Linked DNA regions of Homo sapiens: all the other regions are linked to region 1. A link is a loop called in an ENCODE intact Hi-C map of the cell type or tissue named here. Cell type or tissue: heart right ventricle. All regions are shown on one strand. Region 1 holds the start of GAB2 (GRB2 associated binding protein 2). Region 2 overlaps GAB2 (GRB2 associated binding protein 2). Region 3 overlaps GAB2 (GRB2 associated binding protein 2).

Evidence for each region. Hi-C counts contacts between places; a loop is a spot of excess contacts. Peaks named below come from ENCODE experiments on the same cell type or tissue, not always from the same donor. Only the 100,000 strongest peaks of a DNase experiment are listed, where the experiment ranks them.
Region 2: a loop joins it to region 1, with 2.5 times the contacts of the local background. A loop is called at or near these places in 28 of 110 quality-filtered maps.
Region 3: a loop joins it to region 1, with 2.8 times the contacts of the local background. A loop is called at or near these places in 29 of 110 quality-filtered maps.

Annotation. Positions count from the first base shown.
Region 1 is chr11:78,416,767-78,424,766 of GRCh38, reverse strand. GAB2 (GRB2 associated binding protein 2) reads left to right here and starts at 6,947. Exons shown (of 10, transcript NM_080491.3): 1 at 6,947-7,121. The coding sequence starts at 7,047. LINC02728 (long intergenic non-protein coding RNA 2728) reads left to right here. Exons shown (of 4, transcript NR_120564.1): 4 at 1-785. RefSeq lists enhancers at 4,222-4,271, 7,207-7,961 and silencers at 6,558-7,177, 7,288-7,387, 7,458-7,587. In heart right ventricle, CTCF peaks have their summits at 4,046, 4,258, 6,757 and 7,737; DNase peaks (open chromatin) are centred at 3,766, 4,316, 6,806, 7,716 and 1 weaker place; H3K4me3 peaks cover 3,956 bases; H3K27ac peaks cover 5,514 bases.
Region 2 is chr11:78,366,435-78,374,434 of GRCh38, reverse strand. The region is part of intron 1 of GAB2 (GRB2 associated binding protein 2); the gene reads left to right. Among named protein-coding and RNA genes, the nearest start is that of GAB2, 47 kb to the left of the region's middle. RefSeq lists an enhancer at 3,307-4,257. In heart right ventricle, no CTCF peak of the experiment used is centred here; a DNase peak (open chromatin) is centred at 3,441; H3K27ac peaks cover 2,645 bases.
Region 3 is chr11:78,305,788-78,313,787 of GRCh38, reverse strand. All of the region lies in intron 1 of GAB2 (GRB2 associated binding protein 2), which reads left to right. All of the region lies in intron 1 of LOC105369402 (a long non-coding RNA gene), which reads right to left. Among named protein-coding and RNA genes, the nearest start is that of GAB2, 110 kb to the left of the region's middle. In heart right ventricle, no CTCF peak of the experiment used is centred here; DNase peaks (open chromatin) are centred at 203 and 3,107; H3K4me3 peaks cover 819 bases; H3K27ac peaks cover 3,764 bases.

The DNA of each region.
Region 1 (8,000 bases):
TGACTAGTGAGATGGTGGTGAGATTTTCTTTGGTGGCTGTGTGCAGTGGTATCAACCCAGGAGAGTAGACTGTTCAATTGTGAAGAATTTTGCAAGATGGTTGTTAAAGTAGAACATCGTTAAAATTAAGTTGTAATAAAAAAAGGGAAATAAGCATTGGAAAAGATGTGGACAGATTGGAACCCTCATACATTGCTGATGGGAATGTAAAATGGTGTAGCCACTGTGGAAAAAAGGTCAGCAGTTCCTTAAAAAGTTAAACAGTGTCACCATATGACTCAGCATTTTCACTCCTAGATAAATACGTAGATTGAAAACGTATGTCCACACAAAAACTTGTACAGGAATGATCGCAACAGCATTATTCATAATAGCCAAAAAGTGGAAACAACTGTAATGTTCATCAGCTGATGAATGGATAAAATGCGGTATATAAAGAACTGTCAAGTGCTTCAACATGGATGAAACTTGAAAACATTATACAAAGCGAAAGAGGTTAGACACACAGGTCACATATTGTATGAATATGGTTATGTGAAATGTCTAGAATTGGCAAATCCATAGAGATGAAAAGTAGGTTAGCGGTTGCCAGCTGATGGGATTGGGGGAATGGAGAGTTGCTAATGGATATGGTGTTTCTTTTGGGGTAATGAAAATGTTCTGGAATTAGATAGCTGTGGTGGTTGTCAAAGTTGATGAATATATTAGAAACCATGAATTATAAACTTTAACATGGTGACTTTTGTGATACGTGAATATCTTAATTAAAAATTAAGTTATATAAACTTATAATTAAATAAGTTATATTAAAAAGAAAGGTAGTAACTACCCCAAACTCATCACTTGGCTAATTACATTTTACTATTGTGTTCTTGGTGTTATTTATGTCTATTGTGTCTTTATGTTGGAAATACTAAATAATGGTGTATTACTGTGTATCTCTTAACTCTGTATTCAAGGACATTAACTTGATAGCTTAAAACTGGCCATGGCTGGCAGAGTATTTATGCCACAACAGTTGGCATATACTGTAAATCAAGGCACCCACCAACACCACCAGGGAGCCAATTTTAAAATATTTGCCAGCACATCATTGGCTATATTGTCGGACAATCATCTTGGGTAATTCTGGTAGAATTATATAGTTAGATGAGGTGAAATCCTGAGGCCTCTAGGTTCCCAGCAAAACAAAGACTAGCAAGCCTGCACAGTTACTATGCAATTTATCAGGTGCAGAAGGAAATGACGTTTCTGGTCATCTGTTGAATAAAGCCACTTTGAGTTCAGGGGACATGGTTTTCTCCAGCTTCACTAGTGTTGCATCTGGTACAAGGGGTTAAGTGCTAAACCCCTGTAGGATTGTCACAGTGAAGCCAGATAACAGAGTAACCGCAAAGAGATTTAATTCTGTAGTCCCACAAAGGAGGGTGTGTAAAGAGTGTACAACAGTGTCAGAGTTTGGAAACCAAGGGTTGACAAAGTTGGTTCTCTGGAATCTGGGGGTACCAGTTAAAAGGTTAAAAGGAGTCATTGTTTTCTGAAACTATCCAAGAGTTACAGCCATGTTTTTTTGTTTTTGTTTTTGTTTTTAAGATTTCGGGGGAATCTTATTTTCTCACATGTTTCTGGAATTTTTCTTTTTTTTTTAATTTAAGTTCCAGGGTACATGTGCAGGATGTGCAGGTTTGTTACATAGGTAAATGTGTGCTATGGTGGTGTGCTGCACCTATCAACCCATGACCAAGGTATTAAGCTCAGCAAGCATTAGCTATTTTTCCTAATGCTCTCCCTCCCCCAACCCCCTACCCACTCACAGGTCCCAGTGTGTGTTTCCCTCCCTGTGTCCTGTGTTCTCGTTGTTCAGCTCCCACTTATAAGTGAGAACATGCGGTGTTTGGTTTTCTGTTCCTGTGTTAGTTTGATGAGGATAACGCCTTCCAGCTCCATCCATGTCCCTGCAAAGGACATGATCTCGTTCCTTTCTATGTCGAGTTACAACCATTTTTAAAAGTGGAACTGCACAGGATTACCTCAGCCTGCTAAGTCCTTCCAGCTAGGCCGTCCCTGTGGGTTTAAACGCAATGTAAAGAAAGTGGATGTTAAGTGTTCTTACCACAAAAATGATAACTATATTAGTTAATGCATTTGTTAGTTAGCTAGATTTAACCATCCCACAGTGTATTTTATGTATTTGTATTTATATTTCAAAACATCATATTGTACATAATAAACACATCGATGTTATCTGACAATTTTTATTAAAAAAAACCACTCCAGCCACTTATAGGTACCTTCACAAATACTATTCTCTGGTTTGTATGGATCAGAGAGTTCTAGATGTTCCAGTAGTCTACAGCCCCAACCTGTCATCCTTTAAGGGTTGGTTCCTTCATTCTCACAATGAACATTTAATGAGCATCTATTCTGTGCTGGTACCATGCTGGGAAGCTCTGGGAATACAAAAATGAGGAAGGGCCAGATGTGGTAGCTCATGCCTGTAATCCCAGAACTTTGGGACACCAAGGCAGGAAGATCACTTGAGCCCAGGAGTTTGAGACCACTCTGGGCAACATAGCAAGACATTGTCTCTAAAAAAATAATAAGTGAGAAAAACACATTCATGTCTTCAAGGAACTCACAATTCCTCGACAAGGAAATATTTGCTGTACAGTGTGATAATCCAATTTATATAAGTGCAGTGTGGATACCAAGAAAAGAGTGAACAACTTTGCTGGAGAATGGGGACAGTCAGTTTTAGGGAAAGAGGTCTTGACGTATGTTCAAGATCTAATTCAAGGTAGGAGTTCTCTCTGCAGAGCAAATAAAAGGAGCCAGCATTGCAGAGTGTGGTTTGGAAGACTACAGCACTTTCTCAAGGATCTTGACAGTCTTTGTTCTTGGTGGATTATGACAACTGATTTACCAGTGTCAGCAGCAAAGTCGTGGGAGCCTAACTGCCACAGAGCCATTAGCACTGATTCTGGTTATTTTCAAAGGAGAAATTGGGAAAATGGGATTGCTCAAGCTTTTCTCTAAGAAAGTTTTTTTTTGTTTGTTTGTTTGTTTTTTGAGACAGAGTCTCACTCTTGTCGCCCAGGCTAGAGTGCAATGGTGCGATCTCAGCTCATTGCAACCTCCACCTCCCAGGTTCCAGCAATTCTCCTGCCTCAGCCTCCCAAGTAGCTGGGATTACAGGTGCCCGCCACCACACCCAGCTAATTTTTGTATTTTTAGTAGAGTTGGGGTTTCACCATGTTGGCCAGGCTGGTCTCAAACTCCTGACCTCAAGTGATTCACCCGCCTCAGTGTCCCAAAGTGTTGGCATTGCAGGCATGAGGCACCGCACCCGGCCAAAAGTTTATTTTCAAAATGTCTCCCACTGGGTATAGTGTCAAGTAACTCTCAGACTATTAGCCACAGACAGGGAGGAAACCCAATTAGGTCTTTAACCCCACCCCATTCCCACTTCCAGATCTCATCCTCAACCAGATGCCCAGAGTTGACTTGAGTAAGTTAAGGTAATTTGATATAGGGAACCATGTGGGCCTCAAGTAACTAGGGGTTAAAGAAGCATACACCTTTATATGCCTGAGAGATGAGTGTCCTGAAAGACACCAGCTGAGGTGGTTCAGCTGGTCACACTGACCTTCGTAAGCAGCACTCAGTTCTGAAATTAACCTGTCAACTAAATTGAAGGGGAGAAAAAGCAGAAGGGCTAGCACACAAACATCCATCCCCACCCCCAGTCCAATCACTGACGTCAGGCCTGGCGTGGGTGGTATTAATCACACAAGCTTGGTGTGCAGTTGAGGACAGCTCTCCTTCCAGCCCTTCAACCCGTTTCTGAAAGCATTCCACCAGCCATGCACCTGCCGCTGGCCACAAACCCTCAACTCCCAGACAGGCACGGATGCAGCGACGGATGTCCCTGACGACACTCAAAGCCACAGTGCACCCTTTAGAACCCCAGGCTTTGTGGGGAGTGGGAGTAGCTATGAGCGGGGGCCAAAGTGGTACCCATGCTCTCCCAGTGTGCATTTCTCTAATCTCTGCAGTGCTCCCTCCTCATAAGATAGTCATTTCCTGAGAATTTAATAAGAATATAAGATTAATGACCCAAAGCACTCTTGGAGCCGGCGATTAATTCCCCCAGGAAATACCAGTGGTCTTTAAACAAAATTGCCTAAATTATGGGCTAGTGATGCATGTCCGCTCAGGGCTTGGGGGTGGGGGGATTGTCACCCCAACTGGTTCCGATAGATGGCGCCTATCTTCATGTAAATCATTCAAATGATTTGTTTTCCATTTTTTTCCCAGCAAAAACCGGGGACCATTTAAACAGACACACACAGCAGGGAGTGGAGAGGACTTAGTAAAAGCCCAGACAGGAACTTTCCGTCCAAGGGTTGTTTCCAGGCCTGGCACGCCTCTCAGGCTCAAAAGACTGAGCCACTCCAGGGTGCAGCCAGGGACTTGAGCAGCAGTCTTGCTTCCTATGCACAGCCCGAGATGGGCACTAGCAGCAAGAGGGACGCAGGGTGGGAGTCCAGCTGAAGAGCACAGTAAAAAAGCCCCTTTCGGCCGGGCTCACGCCTGTAATCCCAGCACTTTGGGAAGCCGAGGCAGGCGGATTACGAGGTCAGGAGATCGAGACCATCCTGGCTAACATGGTGAAACCCCGTCTCTACTAAAAAAAAATACAAAACATTAGCTGGGCGTGGTGACGGGCGCCTGTAGTACCAGCTACTAGGGAGGCTGAGGCAGGAGAATGGCGTGAACCTGGGAGGCGGAGCTGGCAGTGAGCGGAGATCACGCCACTGCACTCTAGCCTGGGCAACAGAGCGAGACTCCGTCTAAAAAAAAAAAAAAAAGCTCCTTTCTTTAACCTTTGGGGAAAGATGGGGGTGTTCAGAGAACCCTTCCCAAAGTCGATACCTGGTGACTGTTGTATTCATATTTCAAGGTCCCTCCTGCCATTGGCCAAACAAGAAACATCAAACTTTTCCATTTCCACATGAAATTGTAAATAACACCATCTTTTCCTAAGCAAACAAAATAAGACTTTAAGGAATTTCTGGCAGAATATGACCTAACCCCCACTAACTCTTGCTAAACAGTCTTCCAGTCTGTGTATTGAATCATGTAACTATCAAAGGATACGTAAGACTACTCTTCTGGGGGAAGATAGGGCATACGTATGCCTGACTTGCATCACAAACCTCAGCTGCAGCCAAACCATGCAGATTTCTCCGACTCTGCAATCTCTGGGACTTGGCACCATGACTCAGATGTGAATGAAGTCAGGATAGTTTTATTTTGGTTGGAAGTCACCGCCTCCTGATTGATTTGGCAGACGTTAAGTGTTGTTTGTCTTACAGGGATTTAAGGTACTTAAAGCCAGAAGTTAAAATGGCCATCATTCTGGTGGTGGCCCTTCATACGTGACTTAAGGATCCCTAAATTGTAAGGTTAAGGGAGCTGTGGTCCCAGCCTACCAGTTCTGGCTTTACTTCCCATCCAGCAGCACACTGGATATTGAAGAAAGTCAGTGAAATGTTAGATCCAGGGGACTGACCGCTAAAACTCCCAGGGTATCTAGAAGAGCTAAGTACGTGGTAGGGGATTCGCTTTTCCAAATTGAGGAGGGTGAACTTCCCCCAACCCAATCAAGATCTTTTGGACCAAATGATGTCCAACTGCTTGAAACAACTCAGCTGCACAGAGACAGAAATAAACAAAACAGCTTTAGTCTGAGGTTGTGTGGGGCACTGCAAGATGCTGCTTCTCCAATTCATCTGTCCACACAGCACGGTTCCCCATTGAATAAACAGGTTACTATCCACTTATCAGAGAAGTTAGGGAGGACCTGCCTTTTAATGCTGCTTAGAGAGACACTTTGTGATGAGAAAAGAGCTCGTACAAAAGATTTTTTTCTCCCCCCTCCCGCTGAAGTGCTGGGGTTGTGTGCTTCCACGTACATCTGGGATACCATTATATTTACAAACAGAGGTCTCATAGCCTGTGTCAATGAGCGGGAACGTTGGGGAATTTGGACCCCAATTTCTTGTTCTTCTGCACTTGACCTTGCCTTCCAATTCGTTATGAAATACATTGACTAGTTTTGCTTCTTCCATTCTACAAATCATGCGAATTTTCTATACTAAACTGTGTTTTCCCAGAGGCAGTGTAGGAGGGAGTCAGCTGGACTTGGTTTCCAGGCAATGAGAGGCTCCCAGGTCGATCCCATTAAGGCAATGCCCTCATTTTGAATAGCAGATGACCGGGACCCCTCCTCCCCCACACACCTGAATTGGAAAATTGGCTCGGCTTTGTACAAGCCCTTGCCCTTAGGCTGTCCATAAAATAGGAACAATACTGAAGACAATCCTGTAAGCTACAAAAGCAAAGGCTCCGGCGCGTAGTAGGTCCGTCTCCTCCTCCCGCCGAGGGACGCCAGAGTTAAGGAGCTTCTTGCTGGGAAGGGGTCCCTCCTTTCAGCCGGAACCTGACCCGCAGAATGTATCGGAAATGTGAGCAGCCCTAGTATCCCTTCCCCGTCGACGCTCGGTGAAAAATCGATCGACGACCGAGGGCGCGCAGTCCCTTCCCCTCACACCCGCCAGCGCCAGGGGCGCGGTCGCCTCCCTGGCCTCCGCGCCCGCGGCTTGGGGCCTCAGGAGAAAGCGAGACTCCGGGGCGCGCCGGCGGCGGTGGCTTTCTGTATCCTCGCGGGTCCCTAGCCCCGCGTCCGCGTGCGCGGCGGCCTCGGGGGCGCGGCGGGAGCGGGCGTGGCGAGCGAGCCGGCCTTCCTGCTGCAGCTGCTCCCCCGGCGGCCGGGCGGAGAGTGCGGATTGCGCGCGCTCGGGGCGGGGGAGCGGGCGCGCGCGAGGCTGCCGGGCTCGCGCCGCGCCGCGCCGCCTAGTCCCCGCCGGGCCGCCCGCCCCGCCCCTGGCCTCCCGCGAGCTGCGCACCGCCGGCCGCTGCCCCAGCTGCCCGAGCCCGCGCCCTCGTCCGCGCGACCCGGCGGGGGGCTCCAGGCCGGCAGCATGAGCGGCGGCGGCGACGTGGTGTGCACCGGCTGGCTGAGGAAATCGCCTCCCGAGAAGAAGTTGAGGCGCTATGTGAGTGCGGGCGCGGCCGCCCAGGGGCGGGCGGGGGGCGCTCCGGGGCCTGCGGAGGGGCGGGGGACTCCCGGAGGGGCGGCAGGCTGGGGAGCTCGGGCCCGGAGCCGCGGGGGGCCGGGGGCGAGGAGCGGCCGGGGGCGTGTGGGGCACCTGCACACCTGTCACAGGTGGGCCGCCGAGGGGCGGGGCGGGCGGCAGGTTGAGGCTGCGGCTCCTGCTCCGCCAGGCGGGTGCGGCTGCGGCGCCTCCCAAGCCGGTCTGCTCGTGAACTAAATACAGTGTCGAAGTTTTGTATTGATGGCTTCTGGAGACCGAGAGAGTTGACTCTCGGGGCTGGGGCTCCGCGGCAGCCCCGAGCAGCTTCAGCCCGCAGGGTCGGGGAGAGGGCGGGAAAGGGGGGCGTAGGCTGTGGGGCCGCGCGGACGGCCCCACAAAGGGCGAGCGCCTCACGCCCTCTCCTTCCCTTTCTCCGCCTGCCCCTCCCGGCCGCCGGCCTCCCTCCGTCCGCGGCTGCATCACCGGCAGCGTCAGCGGCATGTGCAGCCCTTGTATTAAGTGACTCATTTGTTTGTCCCCCTTCTTTCCCTTTATTCCGTTCGTCTCTCACAGGCGCCTCCCCCCGACCCCGGTGTGACACTGCAGTTTGGTCCCCGTGGCTGGCCCGGGTTTGGGACCGGGCAGCTCCCGGGTGTCTGGGGTCGGGAGAGATCGAGGCTCTCCGCGGCCAGGTGTTGCCAACCGACAGTGTTTACTGAGATCGCTGGAACAGCCTTTTCCCTCTAGGTGGGGAACTGGCAGCCTGGGGGAGGTGGAACAGCGTGGCGCTGAGCCGTGGAGTTCTGGCTTTTTTTTTTTTTTTTTTTAACCCCTCTCCCC
Region 2 (8,000 bases), 50 kb after region 1:
TCTTTCCTTTGTTGTAGGGGTTTGTTGACATGGACAATAAGGTCCTACATAGACATAGTTTTATAATGAGTTCAGAAATGGCTCGACAAAAGTGAAACCTGTGACAAATACCGGATTATTTGTATTGTAGACCTTGGTCTTAATAATTTTGTTTTTCTTCGAGGGTTGATGGCAGGTCATGAGATTTGAGAGACACACACAGTAGTCAACTGTATGGAAAATACTGAGGAAGTGTGTTTTCGGATTACAAAACTAAACTGGGATCAACTTGGACTTTTTCAGTCAAGCTGTTAGAATGTGTGTCTAAAGTTGGCCTGCTTATCATGTGTTATAATATAATATTGGTTTGGTCAGACCCTCTGATTTGTCAAATCCTTGCCAAAAATGGGTCCCATAGAAGGCAACCTGGGATTAGAATGCTTTTCAATGTAAAGTCTCAGGTTTCCAGGGTAAACCATCTTCACTTAGCAGAACTAATTCCTTTAACAAGCATTTGTTGATTCCAACTGTGTGTCGGGTACTGTGCTAGCCTGGAGCAGCAAAGAAGGATAAAAAGAACCTTGTTTTAGAGGAGCTATTAAGTCAGATTCTGTCCCCAAACTGAACAGCTACACAAAGAGGTGATTTCTGTTTGAGGGGTTTGTGTGATCATCTAACAACAAAGGAGCTGGGAACCAAGAAAGTTGGGTCAATAATAACAATGACTACATTAATCCAGTATCATGCCAGGTTCTATTCTAAGCAATTTACATGTATTACTTAAGTATTTGTTTACATTTGCGGAAGTTTTCCTTGTCCCGGGCCCATTCAATGTGTTATTTTTATCTCTACGTTTAGAAACTTTGACCTTTTTTGTTTTGTGGCTTGTCCCTTATTTGATTTAAAAAGTCATTATATGGCCAGGCGTGGTGGCTCACGCCTGTAATCCCAGCACTTTGGGAGGCCAAGGTGGGCAGATCACCTGAGGTCAGTAGTCCAAGACCAGCCTGACCAGCAAGGAGAAACTCCCATCTCTACTAAAATACAAAATTAGCCGGGTGTGGTGATGCATGCCTGTAATCCCAGCTACTCCAGAGGCTGAGGCAGGAGAATCGCTTTAACCCTGAGGCGGAGGTTGCAGTGAGCTGAGATTCCGCCATTGCACTCCAGCCTGGGCAACAAAAGTGAAACTCCATCTCAAAAAAAAAAAAAAAAAAGTCATTATAATCACCTAGTAGCTTTAGATATGACTCTATATATAATGTATAGAACAGAGAAGAGTTGTTTGCTCCATAAACATGTACAATTATTTGTCAAAAGAGAAATACAAGTTATTCATATTAGTATTCACAGTCTTCCCTTTAGTTTCTCACCGACTCAGTGTATCTACCAAGATTCCCTTGGTAATATCTGTCCCTCAGGTAGTCTGCTTGCCCAGTGGTAAGTCTTTCTAGGGTGGAAGGATTCTTTCTTACTGGGTCTTCTTCCAGGACTCTACTTCTTTCTAATAGGCTGAATGGAGCGAAAATGTAAAAATAGGGAAGACACGCTGAATCTTCTTAATAAAGAATTTTTAAGATAAAGGGGAAAGGGGAGAATGCAAATTTGAAACTGGTTTTGAAGGTTGGGAGTGGGGTAGGTTGGTGAATGAGAGACCCTTGAGCAACTATATTATATGAGAGAATTGATTAAGAGATAAAAAGTGTGTTACGATTTTGATTTCTTCTCGTATCCATTGAGGAAAGCATGTAAAGACTGGAATTACTGTTTTTTCACTTTTGATTGTTGGACTTTCTACCCAGGACAGCCACTTAGATTGCTGGGGTTTATTCAGGTTATACATACCATGCCTCTCTATTTTAACTGGCTTTTTGTCCCTTTCCTTGCTCAGCAGTTTTTCTGCAAGTAGCTGATAAATCAGGAATTCTTAAATTCTTTTAAAGGGTTTTTCCTGAAAGATAAGTTTTTTTAGAGAAGTAGAGTGGGCCTAGGGAATAATACCAACCTTAGATGTGGAACCTCTAGGGGCTGGTCAAATGTATTTGGCACACTTACTCTTTACTATGTCATCAACAAGACTTGGATGTCTTTCCTATTTACTGCCTTTGTCGTTGGAGCTACGATTCACATCTGTTCCAGAGGTCATGGAAACTCTTCATCTCTCAGCATTTCTAGTGGGTATCCTTGGCAGGCTTAAAGCAGAGTCAGGAGGGTGAGAGCTCAGAGAGAGGCTAAGGTGAAAGCACTTTGTAAACTTATAGAGGATGGTATTTTGTACAAAGCCTGGCACACAGCAGACATTCAGTAAAAATGCATAGAATTAAAAGAAAAGGAAAAAAAGCAGATACCTTTTACTCATAGCAGTAATCTCTCTTCTGCTCCCCCTACCTTGGTCAGGATAAGAGTGCCTTGTGACATGGATTAACACCATACGAGTAATAGTTTATATTATTTAATCTCATTTCTTAAACTAGCCCTACAAAATATAGTATGATTTTGATTTTATGTTTATGGGAATGAAGGTTTTAGAGGGTCTATGTCACTTGCCCAAATATTACCCTTGTAATAAGAGATGGAACTGGGATTGGAATGTAAATGTGTCTAGCTTCAAAACCTTTTATTTATTTTTTTTCTACCTTTCTGGCCGGTACAGCTGTCAGACTATGTTTAGAAGTCTCATGGGTCCTTCAAGTGACTTTACTAATGGTCTTATGAAAAGCTGTCTCCCCTGAGAATTGGTGTTTGACGTTCTTGGTTCATTCAGCAAATGTGTGCTTAGCCCCAGCTATAAGCATGAACTGTACTAGACAGCAAAGGTGGACACCAAAGAAATAATCCCATCCTCATGGAGCTGCCAGTGTAGTGAGTGATCATAAATATAAACAATGTTGGGCAGAGTGATGTTAGCAGTATAACGTGAGGTTGTCCTGGAGGAACACGGAAGAGGGATTGAATGAGGGAAGGAAAAGAATCAGCCCCTCTTATGTAAGAGGCAGCACTATGTCTGCCAGAGCCTAACATCTCTTTTAGCCACCTTAGCTCATTTAATCTTCACTATAACCATGTAATATCCTGATTATACAGATCAGCAACCTACTTGGCGTTTCACAACAAGGAGCAGATGGATAGGATTTTCAATCTCAGAACTGTCTGGCTGCAAGTCCCTGCCCTTTTCATTAGACTACTGAGTATAGACTAAGTATAGGTTTTTCCTAATGTATGTTTTTTAAATACATGATAGTTAAAGTTCTATTCTGTATACAAGGGTATGCGTTGTGTGAGACTCAGTGTGTCTATCGAGATGCCCTTGGTTCTGTCTGCACCTCAGGCAGTCTGCTTGCTCAGTGGTGAGTCTTCAGATGTTGCTGCTTTTGCCACGTTTTCTAACAGTGCTGGCTGTCTCATCTTCCCTCTGTGAGGGTGGGGCTCTGGTTTGGTCTCTGTTAAGTCCATTGTGGAGAGAACTACAGCAACTCATGTGCCTAAGCCCCATTTGGCCAGACCCTGGCCTCTCCTACCACTTTCAAGTTCAAACGTGGGGTGTGTTCTTCCCCAGTGACTGTCCAGAGTGGCTGGGTAAACACAGCCTGGAAGTAGGGAGTGAGGGCAGTTGACATCACTGACCAGAGCAGTTGGAAGCTGGAGAAGGGAAGGAGCCAGCAGACAAATTGCTTCGTGTCTGCCTGCCTTTCTCCTCCATTTACCCCTTACACACACACACACACACACATACACACACACACGCACACACACATACAATATTAGTAGTTCCATACAACCCATCCTGTAACCTTCTAAATGAGCAGTTGTCTGTGTTTTCATGCTAAGCCGTAGCGGGTTTGTTGATGCATATAGCCTTGGTTTCCTTTCCCTCCTATTCTTTCCTACCAGTCTTTCCCCACTCTCTGCTCTGAGATTGCAACACATGATAAACAGGTAAGCTTTGCTCCAGACTGTTTTCTAGAACCTGGGCACAATAGTAGTCAATAAAAAACATCTTGCCCATCACAGACCCTTGCCCTGTTTGCCCTGTTTTATACCTTGTTATTTTTCACTTAGCATAAATCAGGTAATATTTGAATACTACCATATGATTAATGTGCACCAAAATCCTGTGAGATAAAATAAACCATGAGTGTAGTTCCGTATTTGCATATATAGGTCAATTGTATTTTCTTTTCTTTTTTTTTTTTTTTTTTGAGACGGAGTCTCGCTCTGTCGCCCAGGCTGGAGTGCAGTGGCGGGATCTCAGCTCACTGCAAGCTCCGCCTCCCGGGTTCACGCCATTCTCCTGCCTCAGCCTCCCAAGTAGCTGGGACTACAGGCGCCCGCCACTACGCCCGGCTAATTTTTTGTATTTTTAGTAGAGACGGGGTTTCACCGTTTTAGCCGGGATGGTCTCGATCTCCTGACCTCGTGATCCGCCCGCCTCGGCCTCCCAAAGTGCTGGGATTACAGGCGTGAGCCACCGCGCCCGGCCAGTATTTTCTTTTTTAAAGGAAAGATTATTGCTTTTGTTAAAATGGTACATGTTCGTTATAAATCAAGAAATGCTAAAACAAACAAACAAAAAACCCCACGCCAGATGCCATCATCTGGTGATAACCTTTAGGTGAATAACGTTCTGGGGGCGCTCATGAAGCTCAGCTTTTCTCATTATCTTTATAGTAGTGTCCGAGTATACTACTGTAATTTAACCAACCTGACCAGTTGATAAGCAGTTACAGTATTTTATTTACTTAAAAAATGTGCTGAAATGACCATCCTTATAAATGCCTTTGGATTTTTTAAACTTGTTGGTATGTAAGATATATTTCTCCCCCTGAAAATTTTTATTCAGATACTACCTTGTGACCAACACACCTGTTTTGCAGATGAAAGACTCTGGGCCAAAGCAAAACTAATAGCAAGATAATCTGCCCTTAGGCGACTCTTCTAATGAGAAAGAATGGGAACACAAAACACTGTATAAGGGATGCAAGTTTCACATCCCAGATTTTGGTAACCAAAAGAAACCATAGGCCACACAGCTGATCAGAGGTATATTTGAGCTATTCCATTACATTTTAGATTTTAACTTTGCTACAGTAAGTCATGGCTCAAATACAGTAGAGGCACTGATTGATCATTAAGTTTATATACACTGTAAACTAACCCAGTTAAAAGGCAACAGCACCATATTTTGAAGACAGGGTGACCAAGTTTCTAATGCAATGATTGCCATTGATTAATACAATGAACTGGAGACCAGCAGGGATGATAAATTTTCCTGGCATTGAGAATTACTTATCTGACTTTTTTTTTTTTTTTTTTTGAGACAGGGTCTCTGTCACTCTGTCACCCAGGCTGGAGTGCAGTGGTACAATCATTGCTCACTGCAGCCTTGACCTCCTGGGCTCAAGTGATCCTCCCACCTCAGCCTCCTGAGTAGCTGGGACTACAGGCACATGCCACCATGCCCGTAAATATAAATTTATTTAATAAGTAAATTTATTAATTTTAAACAAATTAAAAAATTTTTTAATTTTTAAAAAATTTGTTTGTAGCGATGGGGTCTCGCTGTGTTTCCCAGGCTGGTCTCAAACTCCTAGCCTCAAGCAATTCTCCCACCTCAGCCTCCCAAAGTGCTGGGGTTATAGGCATGAGCCGCCATGCCTGGACTTATCTGACTTTAAAGATGCTTTTCTGGGGTCTGAAGTTGAAGATTTAAACCTATAGAGTTTATTTTTGCTGTCTTGTCTTTTTTTTTTCAGTTTGTTAACATGCTGTGTAGTTCTGTTACAAACATATGTAGTGAAAGACCAGCTTTTATTAGGGTTAATTGTTCCTTTTCTCATTTGGTATGCACTAGTATTTAGTGAAATTCTTCCTTCGTGTAGTATGCTTTGTTTCTATTTTTATTAAAACATTTGTTTGTATTGTGACTATTTGTGTAGTAATTTATATATTTAATTTGTAGCTTGCTTTTCAGCCATCAGTACTGTATTTCAGTGACTTCTGCACAAACGTGATTTAACTATAGGAAATTTTTTTGTCCAGGATAATTTACATAAAGTCCCTCACTTGAGAATTTCAGGTGACAGAAGTTTACTATATTTCTAAATAGCAAGCCTATTATAGAGTAGATCAGAATTAATCATATTCATGAACAGTATTAATCTGTTGAATAATCAAACCATCAAGGCAGATGCATTGGTTGAGTTGCTGTTCATGGACTTCCTGGTTGAACAAAATGGTCTTGCCATTCTTAGCAAAGAAATACCTCAGCATGTGGCAACTCATGGATGTGGCCAGTAAGTGCTGTGAGAAGTGAACAAAGAATAGAAAATTAAGCACTGACAGCCGGGCGCAGTGGCTCACGCCTGTAATCCCAGCACTTTGGGAGGCCGAGGCGGGCGGATCACGAGGTCAGGAGATTGAGACCATCTTGGCTAACACGGTGAAACCCCGTCTCTACTAAAAATACAAAAAATTAGCCGGGCGCAGTGGCGGGTGCCGGTAGTCCCAGCTACTCGGGAGGCTGAGGCAGGAGAATGGCGTGAATCCGGGAGGCGGAGCTTGCAGTGAGCAGAGATAGCGCCACTGCCTGGGGGGAAGAGCAAGACTCCGTCTCAAAAAAAAAAAAAAAAAAAAAGAAAAAGAAAATTAAGCACTGACATATTCTGAGATGTTTTCTGAAGGAGCTCAGGCTAAATGCTCTCACCTCCTTAATACTGGCTGAGAGGCTGGATCTTCTGCCTGCAGCCCAGTAGCACTTGGTTTATAACACTATATGAAGTGACTGCATCTCTAAGCCAAAAATCATGATACATGTTCTAAGACAGATTATAGACTGGTATCTTTAGCCTGAATTCCATCTATAAAGTGTTTTGCTTGGCCTGCAGTGTTTTAAACACTTTTAATTAGTCGTAGATTGTTAAAAGCTGAGATCTCTTACATAAAATCCGTAAAATGTCCAGCTTCCAGATCTGGGAACACTGGGCCCAAATTTCTGCCTAGCAGCAATTAGCTGGAACTGGGTGGTAGCTTTCCATTTAAGCCAAAGCATATGCTTTCTAGTCTGCTGTATCACATGCACGCACGCACACATACATGCACACACCAGTCACTCATATATGTACCTACCTGACCCTTTACACTTCCAGACCATATGCCCTTCGAAGGCAGGATTTTTGTCTGTTTTGTTCATTGCTTTTTTCTCATGACCAGAATGTTGTCTGGCACAAAGTAGGTTAAAGGATATTGCTAGATGGAGGAAGAATGTATTTGTGACTCTTGGTCCAAGTTGATGGGGGAAAAGAAAACAGAAGTTTTCAATTTGGAGCTCCTCCAGATATTTGAGCTATGTTCCCCTTTACCCCTGAGATACTGTATGGCTCAGGAATATACCTTAGTATCATAATTTTGTATATGACTTATCTCCCTTGCTAGATGGTAAATTCATTGGGTTCAGGGACCTGTCTTGTATTTTTTTGCATCCTTAAGAATACCTTGCACATAATGGAAGCTTAAATACTCCTTGGATGGTTAGTGGGTTTTTAAAATTTCTCATGTAACTTTGTGAATAAAGATGGGGAGATTCTAATGAATATGTTGTTCTGGAGGATCATTTGAGAAGCAACCATTTGAGTTGCTTCTCCACTATATTTTCTCCAAGCCCTATCCCCAATTACATTCTATTCGCCATCATAGTCTGGATGGGGAATAGAATGTAATTGGGGATAGGGCTTGGAGAAAATATAGTGAATATAGAAGGTTTTTGATAATCCTTAACCCCTGCTCTTTGGTAGCAGGGTAAATTAACCCCCCATCCTCACTTTGTGCATATTCTATTTTAGTACTCATCTTTTTTTTTTTTTTTTTTTTTTTTGAGATGGAGTCTTGCTCTGTCGCCCAGCCTGGAATACAGTGGTGTGATCTCAGTTTACTGCAACCTCCACCTCCTGGGTTCAAGCAATTCTCCTGCCTCAGCCTCCCAAGTAGCTGGGACTACAGACATGCACCACTGTACCTGGCTAATT
Region 3 (8,000 bases), 110 kb after region 1:
TGCAAGTAAGGGTCTCTTCAGTGTTTCTTAAATTAAGTTTATTATATGTGGTAATTTGCACCTAGAGGCTTTTGTTGTTATTTGTTGTAGTGACTATGGCAGTAATGAGCCTGCTCCCAGAAAAGCTTGGCACATGCCCCATAGACAGTTTATTTGCATTTGGCTGGACTCCATGGTGTACCCTGAACAAATGAATCAGCCTATTGGAGGGGTGGAGAAACTGAATCATAGGGAGGCTGTGGGTCTTGCACATGATCCCTGGTGATCCTGAGGTGGGGCAATACCAGAGTTCTATGTCCTGTTCCTAGCTGGATTATTCCTTAGCCTCAGGATTTGGGAGCATCAAGCACCTTGCAGTTCACCCTTAAAAGCACAAAGCCAGGAGGGGAAGTAAAGGAACCATTCATTGAACCCTGAGTCAGGCATCATATGAGGTGCTTGACATGTAAAACAGGAGTGGCCATTAATATTCTCAACAGTCTAGGATTCGGATTCAGTCTTTGCTTTATTGTGGTAGGTAACGCTGTTTATCTGGCAGCTGCATTGATCCAAACCATGTGAAGAACTGAAAAAAAAAGTGCTGGGAAAAAAAAAGCTTTAGAGTGATCCCAAAGAATACACTAAGGCTTATACACATCAGATTCTCGTGACAACCTTATGAACAGAGCAAGTGACACCTTCTTCATGAATCTTAGCCCAAGGAACTTGCCTGAGATGTGGTGATCACACAATAAATAGCAGACCAAGGACTGATAGATCACCACCCAGAGATTCTCTAAGAATTAACATGAAACAGTATATCATGTTTTATATTACACACACACACAAACACATATTTTTTAGTTCCCGTTTCTGCCACCCTTGATGGGAGTTGAGGACACTAGATCTGAGAAGTTTCAGTACTTTTCTGAGACACGTGGGGCAGGTCTTGGTGAGCAAAAAGAGCCCAGAGGACAGAGTCATAAGTCCTTGCTTTGTCGATTTATAACTTTATATCTACAATTAAGTTACTTAACCACTTCACCCTCCCAGTTTCTTCATCTTTAAAATTGGATAATAGGCCAGGCGCAGTGGCTCACGCCTGTAATTCCAGCACTTTGGGAGGCTGAGGCAGTTGGATCGCCTGAGGTCAGGAGTTCATGACCAGTCTGGCCAACATGGTGAAACCCTGTCTCTACTAAAACTACAAAAAAAATTAGCGGGGCATGGTGGTGGGCACCTGTAATCCCAGCTACTCGGGAGGCTGAGGCAGGGGAATTGCTTGAAACAGCGAGGTGGAGGTTGCACTGAGCTGAGATCGTGCCACTGCACTCCAGCCTGGGCGACAGAGCGAGACTCCGTCTCAAAAAATAAATAAAATAAAATGGGATAATAATAGTAACAACTCACAGGATGTTGTAAGGATGGAATGAACTCTTATATGTAAAGTGCTTAGGAGAGTGCCTGGCCCAAAGTAACTGTATTTTGTTTTTGTTGTGGTGGTGGTGGTGGTGGTGGTGGTAAAGACCACACAGCTTGGAGAAACCCCAGAATCTCCCTCTTGTTTTCCTCTTACTTTCTTATTGAAGAACTGTAGGGAAATTACCTTTTTTTTTTTTTTTTAAACTCCACAGGTCATGCTGGCTCAGAGTTTACAGTAAACACCAGGAACATTCAGTTGGTTGTGCCCTCAGTTCAGGGCATCTTATGTAATGTGCTGCCCTGTGACACAGACCTAGAAAAAGGGCTGTTTTCAAGCCTAGACATGGGAGGAAGGTTGGTATTCTTCGTAATTTGCAGCAAGGCATGAAGCTGATGTCTATCACTACAGCCAGCCCTGGACGGCATTGTTTGTTAGGTAAAATTGTCGGTAGAACTCTGCTCTGCCTCTTACCTGTTTCTCTCACCCCATCTCAGGGCCTCAGGGCTCTGGCCTCTGTATGACCTGGTGGGATTGAGCTTCTGTAGGCACCTCTTCTTGCCCACAGCCTCATACCTAACTACCGCCTCGCTCCAAGTCCAGTTGTCTCAGGCTTTCTAGGTGTCTTGCTACTCTGGTAAACTAATTGTATCTTATGTATTTATGGAAAGAATTAATGAATAAACAAATGCATGGAGGCAATTTAAAAGCAATATAATAAGCAGTACCAACACCACTGCCTGGCCCACAGCCTGGCACGCAGAGGCTTTTGTTGTTATGTTATAGTGGCTCAGTGAAAACTTATTGAATAATTTATTACTTTTGGTGTAATGCATTTACTATCCTAACCGTATGTTTGAAGCCCAGTTCAAATGCTCTATCCTTTGTTGAACTGTTCTTATATCAAATAAAAATTCTTCCTTTTCTGTAATAGAACTTTATAGGAAAGTTTATATATATAATATTCTTTAGGGAAAGAAAAAAAAACAACCTTTATATTACCTTACTTGATTCTTGTAACAACCTGGTTAGGATTATCATCTTCATTTTATAATTGAAACTGAGGCTTAGGTATATGAAAGAGCTCATTTTTATGCAGCTCTTAAGTAATGAAGCTGACCCCAAAACTTACTTTCATGTATATAAAATGTACCTAATAAGTGTTCAGTAAATATGGGGGGAAGAAAAAACTTACTTTCATTTAGTAAATTATTTTTACCTCAGTACATTATATAGGCAGATGTATATTTTATGAAGTTGTGCCCATATTTTAGCTTCCCCACTAGAACAGAAGCCCTTTTGATCTGAGAACTGTCCCATCTTGTTGCCTCTGCTTCCCAGAGCTTCACACATAATAAATGTTTGAAAGTAAATTGCTAATTTTAACAGGGTTCTTCAGTGGCAGAATTTCATACAAAATCATTGTAGTGAAAGAAAAAACCTTTAGTAAGGAGACAAATCAAACTTTTTTCCCCTGTGTAGAGAGCTCCCTAATGGGTCTTCTTATTTTTTTAGAATGAACTGTAGGACATACCCACAAGGGTACTCTTTCTGATGGGTGATACGAGGCTCAGGGTTTGTGGCAATGAACTTTGCTCTTTCCCACACCTGAAGCTGCAGCTGTAACACACATCAGAGACTGAAGGACAGTGGCGCTGGAACACGACCAGGCCTGGGCTGCGGTTCGCCTTGGTGAACTGAGATTCATCACTATTAATATCTGAGTTTCCATTAATAACCCTTTTCACTGTGAGCTCATTTAAATCTTCTGTTCTCTAAGCTATTTTTAACCACACATTCTTGGGCCTGGGCCTGGTTCCCGCTTACAGATCATAACTTTCATTTTGATTTTTTTTTCTTTTTTTTTTTTTTTTTGAGACAGAGTCTTGCTCTGTCGCCCAGGCTGGAGTGCAAGTGGCACGATCTTGGCTCACTGCAAGCTCCGCCTCCCAGGTTCACGCCATTCTCCTGCCTCAGCCTCCCGAGTAGCTGGGACTACAGGCGCCCACCACCGTGCCCGGCTAATTTTTTTTTTTTTTTTTGTATTTTTAGTAGAGACGGGGTTTCACCGTGTTAGCCAGGATGGTCTTGATCTCCTGACCTCGTTATCCAACCGCCTTGGCCTCCCAAAGTGCTGGGATTACAGGCGTGAGCCACCGCACCCGGCTCATTTTGGTTTTTGTACTTGCAGAAATAATAGGAATTCTGCCCAACCCCTCACTCCCTCCACCCCCACATTTCTCAGAGGCGTGTATTGAAATTGTAGGTGGGACAATTCTTTGTTATGCGAGATTTTATCCTATGCATGGTTTGAGGTTAATATACCTGTCCTCTGCCCTCTAATGCCTGTAAGGCTTTCCAATCATTGTGACAACTTACCCCACCACTGCCACCACCACACACACAGGCGCGCGCGCACACACACACACACACACACACACACACACACACACACACACACATTTCTAACCCTCCCCAAAGTGAACCGTACTGGGACTGATTGAAAGCCATTATAACCAGACACCTCTCTCTGCCACCCTTGATCTCTCTCTGTTGACTTGAGTCCCTATCCAAGGTAGAACTAGGAAACAGGATGTTACTCTCTATATCCTGAGAAAAGCAGCTTTTCTGTTTCCCCAGAGCTCTCCACTTTGTGAAATAGAGAAGCAAATTAAGATCTTGGGGATTGAACTGCTGAGACCAGTTGAATATCATTGTTGCTCTGTCAAGACAGGTTTTTTAAAAAAATATTAGCCAGGCATGGTGGCATGTGCCTGTAGTCCCAGCTACTCAGGGGGCTGAGGTGGGAGGATCCCCTCAACCCTGGGGAGGTTGAGGTTGCAGTGAGCTGTGATCATGCCACTGTACTCCAGCCTGAGCGACAGACTGAGACCCTGTCTCAATTTAAAAAAAAAAAAAAAAAAGGCAGGGGGCAGGGTTTAACCACAAGATTTTATTCTCTTAAAATTACATGAAGGCTGGGGAGGGGGACAGGGACTGGGGAAAGGCTGTTAGTTAGTATGGAATTTCTTTTTGGGTGATGAAAATATTCTGGAATTAAATAGTGGTGATGGTTGTACAACCTTGCAAGTATACTAAAAGCTACTGAATTGTACACTGTAAAGGGTAGATTGTATTGCATGTGAATCATATCTCAATTTTTTTAATTGCTTGAGTCTGCTACTCTTAATATTTCCCTACCTGTCATCTGATCTCCCAAGCTTGAAACTTTTATCTGGCAGTTACTTTTGACTCTTCTCTCTCCCGCAGTTTTCATTTCTAGTGGGTCACTAAGACCTAACTCCTAAGTAATTCTCAAATACCTTTTTTTCTGTCCCCACTCCCAGTGACATTACTCAGGCTCTCCCTTGCCTGTACTGTCGTGACTAGCTGTTAATTTCTCTTCCTGTCTCTAGACTTCTCCTACCCTCAGCATCTTTCCAGGATGTTTCCAACTATGTCTTCAACTTTTTATTGTGAAATGGAATACACACACAAAAATTATATATAATATATACTGTACTATAAAGGAAACACCCATGTAATTACCACCCAGGTCAAAAAATTGCCAGCATCCCAGAAATCCCTGAATGTCTCTTTCCAGTCATATTCTTCTTATTCCACTCCATCCCTTCTTCCAAGTATCATGACTTCTGTGGTAGTCATGCCCATGCTTTTGTTTGCAGTTTTACCATAAGTATGTGTATTCTCAAGAAATATTGTTAGTTCTGTTTATTTTTGAACTTTTGAAATCACATTTTTATACTCGCTTCCTTCTCTCAACTTTGTGTTTGTAAAATTTACTCATGTTGTGTATATAGCTTGGTTGTGTTTTCTTAAAATCTTGATCTGATCCTGTTTCTTCCAATCACATAGATGCTAAGTTCAAACTCCTTGATAATGGCAGCATTCAAGGTCCTCCAGGATCCTGTCTTGTAACCTGCCTCTCCATCTTCATTTGCAGTGACCTCTCTCCCCACATCCTTTCCCATAATCACATCAAAGATGCCCTGTCTTTCTTTGAGTAGGGATCTTGCTCTGTCACCCAGCCTGGAGTGCAGTGTTGCAGTCACGGCTTACTGCACCCTCAGCCTCCCGTATGCCCTCTCTTTCTATGCGTCCTGTGCTTAAAATCTAGACTGTCTTTCTACTCTTTCAACCTAGTGTATTTTTGACTCCCTCCTCAAAGTAGAATAGACTCATTTTCATAATTATTTATACTCTCTCTCCCTGTTTTAACACTTATAATATGTCTTGTATTGTAAGTGTTATAGGCCCAAGCATCTGGAGTTCCGATGTCCGAAGGCCCAAGGATTTGGAGTTCCAATAATGTCCAAGGGCAGAGAAACATGGGTGTCTCAGCTTCAGAAAAGAAAATGTTTTCCCTCTGCCTTTTTGTTCTTCCAGGCTCTCAACAAATTGGATGGTGCTCACCCACACTGGGTGAGAATGGATCTTCCTTACTCAGTCCACTGATTAAAATGCCAGTCTCTCCCAGAAACACCCTCAAAGACACACCCAGAAATAATGCTTTACCAGCTATCTGGGTATCACTTAACCCAGTCAAGTTGGCACCTAAAATTAACCATTACACTGTTATATTCTCACTTCTTTTGTATTAAAAAATAACTCATACACTTTATTCCATTGAATATCATGAACTCCTATGTTTGCAGATTCAATTAGTTATAAACTTAAAATGTTACAACTTGGACATTGGGAGCCCCTTTAAATCGTATCTTTTGACTCAACATCTCTCTCTCTCTCTCTCTCTCTCTCTCTCTAACATTTTTTGTAGAGATGGGATCTCACCATCTTTCCCATGCTGGTCTCAAACTCCTGGGCTCAAGAGATCCTCCTATCTTGGCCTCCCAAAGTGCTGGGATTACAGGTGTGAGCCATCATGCCTGGCCAAGTCCTTAACATTTTTTTTTCTGTGATTTATTTTTTCCTTTATTTATTTTCCCCATCACAAATTTCATACACAATTCTGTGATATATTTTAAAGCAACCTTGCTTTTATTATTGAACAAAAATAATTTTCAGGCTTACCTTAAATTTTTTTTTAACTTCACAACATAGAATCAACCCCTTTCCAGAGAGTTTTGATTCCTTTGGTAGAGAATAATGCAAAGGACCCACTTCTAGGACTCTAGGTGCACATGAGGTTGTAGAGGTTGTAGTGTTCATAAGCACTGTTGCTGTCATGGGCTACTCTTAGTGACTGAGTTGGAAAGTTAATTTTTTCAAGGTTATGAGTTCACATAAGGGTGCTGTATCTAACTTTTCTTAGAATGCTTGGTTTTATTGACCATTAATACTGTCTCCTACATAAATATTAGGAAGTATTTTTAATTACTTGCTGTGATCAGTTCCATTGAATTATGCCCAAATACAGGCCTGGTGAGAGATACATGTTCAAAACAATTAGAAGATAAAAGTTGATATTTATACATAACACATTTTGTAAAACATATATACCTTACTTTATCTCTTTCTGTGACTATGTGAGATGGATGGAATGTGATCTATTTTACGAACAAGGAAACTAAGGCACACAGCAGAAGTTAAGTGACTCATTAGGGTCATGCAGCTAATAAGTAAAGGCTGGAATTTTAACCTGTATCTTCAGAATCTAAATCCTGTTTATTTTCCACTGTCTGTACATCCTTTCACTCTCTGCCTTCAAGACGCTTGCAAACACTTGTGTACCTGAAATAACATAAATAACATTCATGATGAAGCTTGTAGCTTTATAAACCAAGGATTGCTTCCAAATGAAATCTATACTTATAATCCTTTCAGAGAAAACTTATGATCTGAATGACTATATTGATAGCTTAAGAAAGTATATAGGGGCCGGGCGCAGTGCTCACCGCCTGTAATCCCAGCACTTTGGGAGGCCAAGGTGGGCAGATTGCCTGAGCTCAGGAGTTCACGACCAGCCTGGGCAACATGGTGAAATCCTGTCTCTACTAAGAATATAAAAAATTAGCCGGGCGTGGCGGCGTGTGCCTGTAGTCCCAGCTACTTGGGAGGCTGAGGCAGGAGAATTGCTTGAACCTGGGAGGCGGAGGTTGCAGTGAGCCAAGGGCGCACCACTGCACTCCAGCCTGGCTGACAGAGTGAGACTCCATCTCAAAAAAAATGAATAAATAAAAATAAAAAAGTATATAGGTTCTAGATTAGGTTGGGATGGATTTATATTAGTAAATCAGGTTATATTCTAGTTTATTGAAAGCTCATGTCCATTTGGGGTAAAGTTGAAGGTTCTAACAAAGATAAAGTATTAAATTTCTAGGTATAGGGCAGGCTTGGTAAATGGGTATAGATGTTTTAATATAGGGGTTTGCATTCTAGACGTTAAACTGCTGGGCTTGATTCTGTATTTTTGACTGCTACAGTGTAAAAAATATTTTTGCTCAGAGAAGGATTAAGGACAGAAATGGTTTGTTTCAGTCTTAGAATTTTATTTAGAATTTCACTAGGGTTGAGCATGGGCAATGCTTGCCTTTTCCTCTAGGAAGCCATAGCTCCTCAGTTGGAATCTGCAAACTTTTGCTCTGAGGTCTTGGGAGAAACTGAGACCTTGGGAATGCAT